Regions from separate parts of the Homo sapiens genome. Here region 1 is linked to region 2. A link is an interaction called in ENCODE POLR2A ChIA-PET data of the cell type or tissue named here. Cell type or tissue: PC-3. All regions are shown on one strand. Each heading gives the region's core, and the rest is flanking DNA. Links, peaks and the distances in the headings are about the cores only.

Region 1 (5,387 bases), core at 179-5,178, 150 kb after region 2:
GAAAGAAAGAAAGAGAGAAAGAGAGAGAGAAAGAAAGAAAAGAAAAGAAAGGAAAAGAAAAGAAAAGAAAAAAGAAAAGAAAAGAATAGTCGGGCATGGTGGTGCACTCCTATAATCCCAGCTACTTGGGTGGCTGAGGCAGGAGAATAGCTTGAACCTGGGAGGTGCAGGTTGCAGGGACTCGAGATCACATCACTGCACTCAGTGCAATGAGATGTCTGTTTTGGTACCAGTCTGTGCACTACACAAGGCAATGAGATGACATTCAAAATGTTAAAAGAAAGATTGTCAACCAAGAATTCTATATCAGCAAACCTTCAAAAAACAAAGGAGTAATTAAGACATTTACAGATGAACAAAAACTGAGAGAAGTCATCTTTAGCAGACTTGCCCTACAAGAAATTCTGAAAGGAATCCTTCAGCATAAAATGAGAGAACCCTACATGTTAAATCCACATGAAGAAATAAAAAGTATGGTAAAGGTAACTACATAGGTAAATGTAAAAGACAGCAGAAAAGTGTTTTTATTTGTAACCCCTTTCTTTTCCTCTCTTATTTAAAAGACAACTGCATACAGTAATAATTATAAAACTATGTTGATTTGTAATGATTATGAACCAACTATAAACCAACTATGTTGGTTTATAATGTATAGTTAGTATGACAAAAATCGCACAAAAGTGGTATGAGAGAATGAAGTTATATTGCAGCAAAATGTTTGTATACTGTTGAAATTAAGTTGGTATTAATCCAAACTATATTATTTTAAATTAATATATTAATTGTATTCCACAGGGAAACCACCAAAACAATAACTAAAAACATATAGTAAAAGAAACAAAGGGATTAAAATTGTATACTAGATAATAGCCATTAAACAAAAGAAAGCAGTAATGTAGGAATAGGAAATAAAAAATATATAAGACATAGAAAAAGAATAGCAAAATGGCACACAAATTTAAGAATGAAAGACTAAACGTTTTCCCCTTAAGACTAGGAATAACACCAGGATGTCCACTCTCAACACTTCTATTTAACATTGTACTGAAGTTTCTAGTCAGGGCATTTGGTCAAGAAAAATAAATAAAGGAACCTAGATTACAAAGGAAATAAAATGATCTCTATTTACAGATAATAAGATTTTGTATATAGAAAATCCTAAGAAACCTAAAAAAGAACTTATTAGAACTAATAAACAGTTAAGCAGGGTTACAAGATACAGGGTCAATACACAAAAAGAAAATATATTGCTATACATTAATAATAAATAACTCAAAAAAATAAAACTAAGGAAACAATTTAATTTACAATAGCATCAAAAAAGAATAATATACTTAGTGATAAATTTAACAAAAGAAGTGCATAACTTGGACATTGAAAACTGTAACACGTCATAGAAAGAAATTAAAGAAGGCCTAAATAAATGGAAAGAAACCCATATTTGTGGATTGAAAGACTCAATATTGTTAAGACGGCAATCCTCCCTAAATTGATCTACAGATTCAATGCAATGCCTTTCAAAATTCCAGTTGGCTGTTTTTTTCTTTTCCTTGCAGAAAATGACAAGCTGAGTCTAAGATTCATATGAAAATGTGATATGGTTAGGCTTTGTGTCCCCACCCAAATCTTATCTTGAATTGTAATCCCCATAATCCCCACGTGTCAAGGGAGAGACCAGGTGGCAGTAACTGAATCATGGGAGTGGCTTCTCCCCTGCTATTCTTGTGATAGTGAATGAGTTCTCACAAGATTTGATGGTTTTATAATGAGCTCTTCCCCCTTCACTCAGCACTTCTCCTTGCTGCTGCTTTGTGAAGATGTCTTGCTTCCCCTTTGCCTCATGCCATTATTATGAGTTTCTTGAGGCCTCCCCAGCCATGCAGAACTGTGAGTCAATGAAAACTCCTTCCTTTGTATGGGTTCATGTCCTTTGTAGGGAAATGGATGAAGCTGGAAACCATCATTCTCAGCAAACTATAGCAAGGACAAAAAACCAAACACCGCATGTTCTCACTCATAGGTGGGAATTGAACAATGAGAACTCTTGGACACAGGAAGGGGAACATCACACACCAGGGCCTGTCATGAGGTGGGGAGAGTGGGGAGGGATAGCATTAGGAGATATACCTAATGTAAATGACGAGTTAATGGGTGCAGCACACCAACATGGCACATGTATACATATGTAACAAACCTGCACGTTGTGCACATGTACCCTAGAACTTAAAGTATATAAAAAAAAACAAAAAACCTCTTTCCTTTGTAAATTACCCAGTCCCCAGTCTCAGGCAGTTCTTCGTAGCAGTGTGAAAATGGACTAATAAAAAATGCAAAGGATCCAGAATAGCCAAAGCAATCTTGAAAAAGAAACAAAGTTGGAAAACTCACACCTTCAGATTTCAAAGCTTACAAAGTTACAGTTATCAAGACAGTGTGGTACTAGCATAAGGATAGGCATATGGGTCAATGGAATAGAGTTGAGAATTCATAAGCAAATTCATATTTATTTATTTATTGAGATGGAGTTTCATTCTTGTCACCCAGGCTGGAGTGCAATGGTGTGATCTCAGCTCACTGCAACCTCTGCCTCCCAGGTTCAAGCTATTCTCCTGCCTCAGCCTCCCAGGTAGCTGGGATTACAGGGACCCACGACCAAGCCTGGCTAATTGTTGTATTTTTAGTAGAAACAGAGTTTCACCATGTTGGCCAGGCTGGTTTCAAACTCCTGACTTCAGGTGATCCACCTGCCTTGGCCTCCCAAAGTGCTGGGATTACAGGTGAGAGCCAGCATGCCTGGCCAAATTCATACATTTATGAATTTGATTTGTACCAAGACAATCCAGTGGGAAAAGAATAGGCTTTTAACAAATGGTGTTGGGACAACTGGCTATCCACATGCAAAAAGAATCAAGTTGGACTTCTTCCTTATGCCATTTTAAATAAACTCAAAATGAAGCATAGACCTAAATAAAAGAGCTGAAACTACAAAACCTTTTGAAGAAAACAGGTATGAATATTTGTAACCTTGAATTAGGTAATTGCTTCTTAGCTATGACACCTGAAGCATAAGCAACCATGGAAAAAGAAGGACTGCTAGTTTATTTTCTCATTGATTTGTGGGGGGGTCCATGTATCTAGGGAAACAATCCTTTTCTCAGTTTTAGGAATTGCAAATATCTTCGACCGTTCTGTTATCTCTCATTAATTTTGTCCATGATTATCCTTTTTTGATCTTAAATATTTATCTTTGCCTTGTGGCTTATGCTCTTAAAGTTTTGCTAAAAGTGTCTTTTTTCATCCTTAGGTGACAAATATATTTTTCTATATTTCCTTCTGTTAAGTTGGCGGTTTTATCTTTCATGTTCAAGCCAATAATCCATCTAAAATCCACCTTTTCATGTATTTTCATTTAGGGATCCAGATTCATTTTTCTCCATACAGTGAATTTGTTTCCCTCAAAGTGTATACCATATAATCATTTCCCCATTGTTGTATGGACCCCTCTTTATCATAAATTAAGTTTCAATATGTAAATAGGTCTATTCCTGAGTTCCTATACTGTTCCATAGATCTATGTTTGTTCTTACAACAATATTTTAAAAAAATTAATAAGGCTATTAGAAAAGTAGGACTAGAAGGACATTTTCTTTTTCTTTTTTTAATTTTATTTATTTATTTATTTATTTATTTTGAGATGGAGTCTCGCTCTGTCGCCCAGGCTGGAGTGAAGTGGAGTGATCTCGGCCTACTGCAACCTCCACCTCCCAGGGTCAAGCAATTATCTGCCTCAGCCTCCCGAGTAGCTGGACTTACAGGCATGCACCACCAAACCTGGCTAATTTTTTTGTACTATTAGTAGAGATGGGGTTTCACCATGTTTTCCAGGTTGGTCTCGAACTCCTGACTTCAGGTGATCCACCCGTCTCGGTCTTGCAAAGTGTTGGGATTACAGACGTGAGTCATTGTTCCCGGCCAGCTACACTTATTTCAAAACAAAAAAGGTAGCTTTTTTTAAGTCCATGAGCAGCAGAATCAATATCAAGTAGAATGGTGACAGCCTGCCCTTCAAGACATATTTATTTATTCTTGCTAGAAATGAGTATATAAGTTGCTATGGTGATGGTTGTCAACTGGACCACAGAGCTGGACTGGACCTTCAATGGGGTGAAAAGTAGGTAACCCCTGCTGCCTGTGAGAGGTAAGACATCCAGCATCTCATCAAACTGATGCTAAAGAAAGATTTTCTGCTCCCTGTAACATAAAAGGATTTTACTGCATGGGTATATCAGTAAGTGCATTTAGGTCAACAAACAGTTCTACTCAACAACCACACAATATGTAGAGCTTGCTCAAGCAAATTGTGTGATAACCATGTGCTTTTATAGACAATGTAAGTCATTGCTACATATTATTTGTAATGATTGTTGGCTTGTTTAGTGCGGTTCCAGGTCTTTTAATCCCTTCACATATGACCCCAAATTTGAGAAGTCTGTCAGATATCCAAGTGGTGATATCTGGTGGACAGTAGGATGTCAGTCTGGTGCTTGCCAGAGAGGAAACTATGAGTTTGACCGTGGTCAATTCTATATCTTCCTGGGACTGGAAGAGATCACTTAGAGGAGGAGTGTGGATATAGAGAAGGAGAAGGATGAAGACAAAAGTCCTCAAGAACATCAATATTTAGAGGTTGAGGAGCCAAAGAGGAATTAGTCAAGGAAAAAAGGCCAGTGTGGTGGGAGGAGAGTCACAGGGCCTGAAAGTGTTTTGAGAATGAAGGAGAACTCAAGTGTGTCTATCGCTGCTGGCAGATCTAGTTAGGTGAAGATGGAGAACTGTCTTTGACATGGGTCACCCTGTAGTATGATAATAACTCTAAGAAGTGCCATTTTGATTGAATGGTGGACACTGCAAAAGCTCAGTTGGAGAGGGTTCAAGAGCCCATGGGAGGTGGAAAGTGGGCAGGCAAAAGAGGGAGTGGCTGGAGTGAATCAAGAGAGAATACTTTTTAAAGACATATGAAATCAAATCATGTTTATTTGCCAATGGGAATAATTTGGTTGAGGGGACAATCAATATGGCATGAATGAAGGGGATATTTGCAAGGGCAGAGTTCTTGAGAGCAGAAGGAGATTGAAACTCAAAGCACAAGTGGAGGAGTGGCCTTCATCCCTACCAAGAGAGAAGGTGGATTTTGCAGGTACAAGCCCAGGTAAGGTGATAGATGCGATGGTAGGGATGGAATGGTTCTTTTTTGACTGTCCACCTTTCTATGATATATTGGGCAATGCTGTTGGCTGAGATGGGTGGTGGGGGGGGCAGGTGAGGGTGATAAACATGATTAGATTTCATATGTCTTTAAGGAAGTGTGGAATAAGCATCCCAGAAAG
Region 2 (5,387 bases), core at 304-5,303:
AAGTAGACCCCATCTCTTGTCATATGCAAAAATTGAATCAAAATGGATTACAGACTTAAATCTAAGACCTCAAACTATGAAACTACTCCAAGAAAACCCTGGGGAAGTCTGAGCATGGTGGCTCACGCCTGTAATTCCAGCACTTTGGGAAGCCAAGGTGGGTGGATCACAAGGTCAAGAGATGGAGACCATCCTGGCCAACATGGTGAAACCCTGTCTCTACTAAAATACAAAAAGTTAGCCGAGCATGGTGGTACATACCTGTAGTCCCAGCTACTCGGGAGGCTGAGGCAAGGGAATTGCTTGAACTCAAGAAGTTGAGGTTGCAGTGAGCCAAGATTGTGCCACTGCACTTCAGCCTGGTGACAGAGCAAGACTCTGCCTCAAACAAAAACAAACAACAACAACAAAAAAACCACTTGGGAAACTCTCCAGGACACTAAACTGGGCAAAGATTTCTTGAGTAATACTTCACAAGCACAGGCAACCAAAGCAAAAACGGACAAATGAGATCACAAGTTAAAAAGCTTCTGTAAAGCAAAGGAAACAATCAACAAAGTAAAGAGACAACAGAATGGGAGAAAATATTCAGGCCACTGAATTCATTTTAAATGATAGATTCTTCCCCTTGCCTCATCCCAGAACCACTCTGTATCTTCAGGGGCTGGGTCCAGGCACCTAGAGAGTTTGTAAAAATTCCACAAGAGGTTCTGATGTACAGGCAGGACTGAGAACCCCCAGTTAGTGCAAAGGAGAGTGTCTTCCTATGGTGACTTCTATCATTAAAAATCTACTTCTGAACTTGGGCTGCAAAGTAGCAGGAAGAAAACCACCAGCTGAGTTAGGTTTCCATGAGCAAGAGATTCTTACCCAAGGTTCAATCATAAATTACATGACTTGAAAGCAAATTCTCTAAAATGAGCATGTTGCCCAAGATCTTAAAAATAAATAGAATAGGCCGGGCACAGTGGTTCATGCCTGTAATCCCAGCACTTTGGGAGGCCAGGGTGGGCGAATCACCTTAGGTCAGGAGTTCAAGACAAGCCTGGCCAACATGGCAAAATTCCGTCCTTACTAAAAATACAAAAATTAGCTGGGCGTGATGGCGGGCGCCGGTAATCCCAGCTACTCGGGAGGCTGAGGCAGGAGAATCACTTGAACCCGGGAGGCGGAGGTTGCAGTGAGCTGAGATCACGCCACTTCACTCCAGCCTGGGCAACAAGAGCGAGATTCTGTCAAATAAATAAATAAACAAATAAATAAAAAGAATAAAATAAAATGAGATGGCACAGTATCACCACCCTTCCCCATCAGTAATCACTCAGTGCAGGAATACCCCTCACCCTGCGGCTTTACAAGCATCAATTACTCTGGTGTTTTTAGGCTGTGGAGGTGGATGGTAATTTACAACCGATCAGAGAAAGAAAGAAAATAAGTAGCCAGAGTAGACTCCCATATGTGGTATGTGCCGAAAATGGAAAATTCATCTTATTAAGTGGAACAGCTCCCTCAGCACTTTTCACAGATTCCCTAGGATATCCTACGATTGATACGTTTCAATGAGCCATCTTTATCTGTGTTTTGGTTCCAACTAAATATTAATTCATAGATGCGCTAAAGACCCCACATTCTTAATTCCAGATTATTTTATGAAGATATCACTTTAAGGCCGGGTGTGGTAGCTCACGCCTATAATCCCAGCACTTTGGGAGGCTGAGGCTGGTGGATCACAAGTTCAGGAGATCGAGACCATCCTGGCCAACATGGTGAAACTCTGTCTCTACTAAAAATACAAAAATTAGCCAGGCGTGGTAGCATACGCCTGTAATCCCAGCTACTTGGGAGGCTGAGGCAGGAGAATCGCTTGAACCCAGGAGCGGGGTTGCAGTGAGCCGATATCGCGCCTCTGCTCTCCAGTCTGGGCGACAGAGAGAGACTCCATCTCAAAACAAAAACAAACAAACAAACAACAAGAAAACTCCAAAAATACAAAAACTAGTGTTTCCCAGAACACATGCTGAGAAGTGTGTTCATCAGGAAACGACAGAGCTCATCCCATAGCACTGAAAACATTCCCGCTCATTTCTGAGAATCTTTGCTGAATCTTTACACAAAGGGTAAAGTTACTCCACTCGAACCTGTGGGCTTATCTTTCTCCATGGCACATTCTAACAGCATGTTTGTGCCTGTCCTTCCTTCTCACAAAACACAATAAAGGTCCTTCTAGTGAAAAGTACTCTGAATGGGTCTCTCAAAGCACTTGTTTAACAGGAAAGCTTAGTTGGGCTAGAGGATTTCCTTTCTTTAAAAAAAAAAGAAAGCAACTTTCTGTGCTACAACCCTCATTAAAGAAACTAGCGCAGTTCAGGCTGCTTAGGCAGTGTTTTGCTAGAATGGGTGCTGGTCCCTGGTGTTAGTCTGGTGGTACCTCGCAGGGTGACTCATGTTCTGATGTCTTAAAGAACTGATTCTCTGAAGGAAATTATTCAGGATGTGAAATGTCAAGAAAGACAGATGATGATTAAAAAAAGAAAGAGAAGTCAGGGTGACACTGACCTTAACTGGGAAATTGCACAAATGAGAATATAGTGGGAAAGGAAAGAGGGATGAAGAGGGCAAAGAGAGGAAGGGAGGAAAGAAGGAGAGCAGACTGGCTGTGAGGGAGGCAGGGCACATGGGAAATGGGAGGAAAGAGGTCTGGCATTTACTGAACATCATCTGTGTGCTTGGGAAGGGCGCAGAGAGGTATTAGAATAAGAATTTTTGTAAAAAGTCACAGGCAAAGTCATTTGATATGGGTTTTGAGAAGCGAGAACCACCCAAATCCCCTAGGAATATAAATCACCCTTGGAAAACATGACTAAGATTCAAGACTGAGCATTTTTTTTTTTTTTTTGAGATGGAGTCTCACTTTGTCACCCAGGATGGCGTGTAGTGGTGGGATCTTGGTTCACTGCAACCTCCATTTCCCAGGTTCAAGCGATTCTCCTGCCTCAGCCTCCCGAGTAGCTGGGATTATAGGTGTGCACCACCATGCCGGGCTAATTTTTGTATTTTTAATAGAGATGGGGTTTCACTATGTTGGCCAGGCTGGTCTCGAACTCCTGACCTCAGGCGATTCAACTTCCTTGGCCTCCCAAAGTGCTGGGATTACAGGCATGAGTCGCCGCACCCGGCCAAGACTGAGCTCTTTTAATGCCCATATACCGAGGGTAGAAATCTACAAAACATATGACCTGCAAACTGAATGATCAGGAAAGGATCCTAACCACCAGAATGGGCAGGCAGAGTTGTAAAAAAACAGGGGATGAGAGTTTCCACCCACTACATGCGTCTCTGACATTTCTGCAGGCACCCAATCCCGGTCCCTTTGCTGTGTCTCGGACTACACGTCTGATGGCGTGCCACCAAGCACCAAGAGCAAAGTTGACCCTGGACCCCATGGAGCCAATTCTCCTGCCACCCCATCAGATATCTACATTTGGTAGAGATTCCAAAATTGTGATAGGAGACTAAGCAGTGCAATTAGCGGGGAAAGGAATGAGGAAGAAGCATGTTTTATTCACTGTTTGGGCAATCAACTAGAACTTCCTTGTAACTTGTCTGGCTGCTTCAGCTTTAGCTAGTTCACCAATATCCAGTCTGGACCTGTTATGACAGAGGCCACCTTCCTGTTCAGATTGGTGGGAATTCCATTTTCTTTCTTTCTTTTTTTTTTTTTTTTTTGAGTTGGAGTTTCACTCTTGTTGCCCAGGCTGGAGTGCAATGGCACCATCTCAGCTCACTGCCACCTCTGCCTGCCGGGTTCTAGTGATTCTCCTGCCTCAGCCTCCCAAATAGCTGGGACTACAGGCACTTGCCACCACGCCTGGCTAATTTTTGTATTTTTAGTAGAGACGGGGTTTCACCATGTTGGTCTGGCTGGTCTTGAACTCCTGACCTCAGGTGATCCACTCACCTCAGTCTCCCAAAGTGCTGGGATTGCAGGCGTGAGCCACTGTGCCCGGCAGGGAATTTCACTTTAATTTTGGTCAAGTATCATGAGTTTAGTACCTTCTGATTCAAGGCAGAAGGCACTTAAGCTCAATCCTCAACAGCTTGAAATCAAAACCAGAAACCCACTCTAAGAGGTAATCCATCTAAATGTTTGCTATGGAAAGGTAGCGGACACACAACATACAGGAGTCAATGGCCTCCCCACATTTGGGTGAGATGGGGCTCGCGGGGTGCATGCACTCCCCACACTGAGAATCTCCCCACAGGCAGATTCTGTGACCAGAACAGGAAGAATCATTGCAGAAATGGGATTTCATGCATATCACATCTTCTACAGGTTAAAATTATTAGAAAAAAATAGCTCATCCAGATAGCAGAACCCAAGAAAGAGAAACTAGAGGGGGGGTTTGGCATGGGGGAAAAAGAGGCTTCTAGAAAGCCTTCAAGGGCAGAATGGCAGTAACAGAGACCTCGGGAAAACCAGCTAAAATCCGAGGCTTCTCTGACTAAGGCTGCAGGGAGGCGTGTCTGGAGCGCTGAAACCAGAACACTATGATAATGATTTCTGTGAATGTGATGCTAAGGTTGTTCGGCTAGAATTTTAGGGAACACCATGGAGGAAATATTTTCAGCCTGATATCAAATCTGGGGTCCAGAGAGAAAAGTCTCAGCTTGCTCATGGAGAAGAGCTACAAGAGAAGCCCACATCTGTTTGCCAGGGTGGGAGAACCAGCAGGAGATGAAATAGAAAAGCCACAAAAGAAAAGGCATCATGGTAAAAGCAAGCCATGTTCTACTGCCTTCAGTGATGTACTGTCTGCGGTCACTTACACTCAACATTGGCAGAGACCACGTGGTCCACAAAGCCTAAAATGTTTACTTGCTGGCCCTTTACAGAAAAAGTTTGCTGGCCTTGGTCTAGACCCTGCCTCTGATGCTGGCCTGACCCTGGGCAGACCATATACATATATATATATATATATATATATATATATATACACACACACACACACACACATACACAAGGATGGTTATTTATATAACTCATACCGCCAATTTAACAATACTAATAGTTAACATCTAAGACTGATTGATATGTATCCTTTAAAAATTTCTGGGTGCAGTAACATGCAGATTCTTGCCCGCATAACTCCATTTTAAGAATATATACACTGGCTACGCATCGTAGCTCATGCCTGTAATTCCAGGAGTTTGAGAGGTTGAGGTGGGCAGATCCCTTGAGCTCAGGAGTTTGAGACGAGCCTGGGCAACATAGTGAAATACCATCTACACACACAAACACACACACAAATACAAAAATTAGTTGGACATACTGGTGCATGCCTGTAGTCCAGCTACTCAGGAGGCTGAGGTAGGAGGATCACTTGAGT

What was found. ChIA-PET counts read pairs that join two places held together with the same protein. Peaks named below come from ENCODE experiments on the same cell type or tissue, not always from the same donor. Only the 100,000 strongest peaks of a DNase experiment are listed, where the experiment ranks them.
Region 1: POLR2A ChIA-PET joins it to region 2 with 16 read pairs; 2 of 35 experiments call an interaction of 5 or more read pairs at or near these places.

The regions. Positions count from the first base shown.
Region 1 is chr18:57,872,276-57,877,662 of GRCh38, forward strand. No RefSeq gene overlaps it. Among named protein-coding and RNA genes, the nearest start is that of ATP8B1, 72 kb to the left of the region's middle. In PC-3, for the core only: no CTCF peak of the experiment used is centred there; no DNase peak of the experiment used is centred there.
Region 2 is chr18:57,725,842-57,731,228 of GRCh38, forward strand. All of the region lies in intron 2 of ATP8B1 (ATPase phospholipid transporting 8B1), which reads right to left. Among named protein-coding and RNA genes, the nearest start is that of ATP8B1, 75 kb to the right of the region's middle. In PC-3, for the core only: no CTCF peak of the experiment used is centred there; no DNase peak of the experiment used is centred there; H3K27ac peaks cover 371 bases.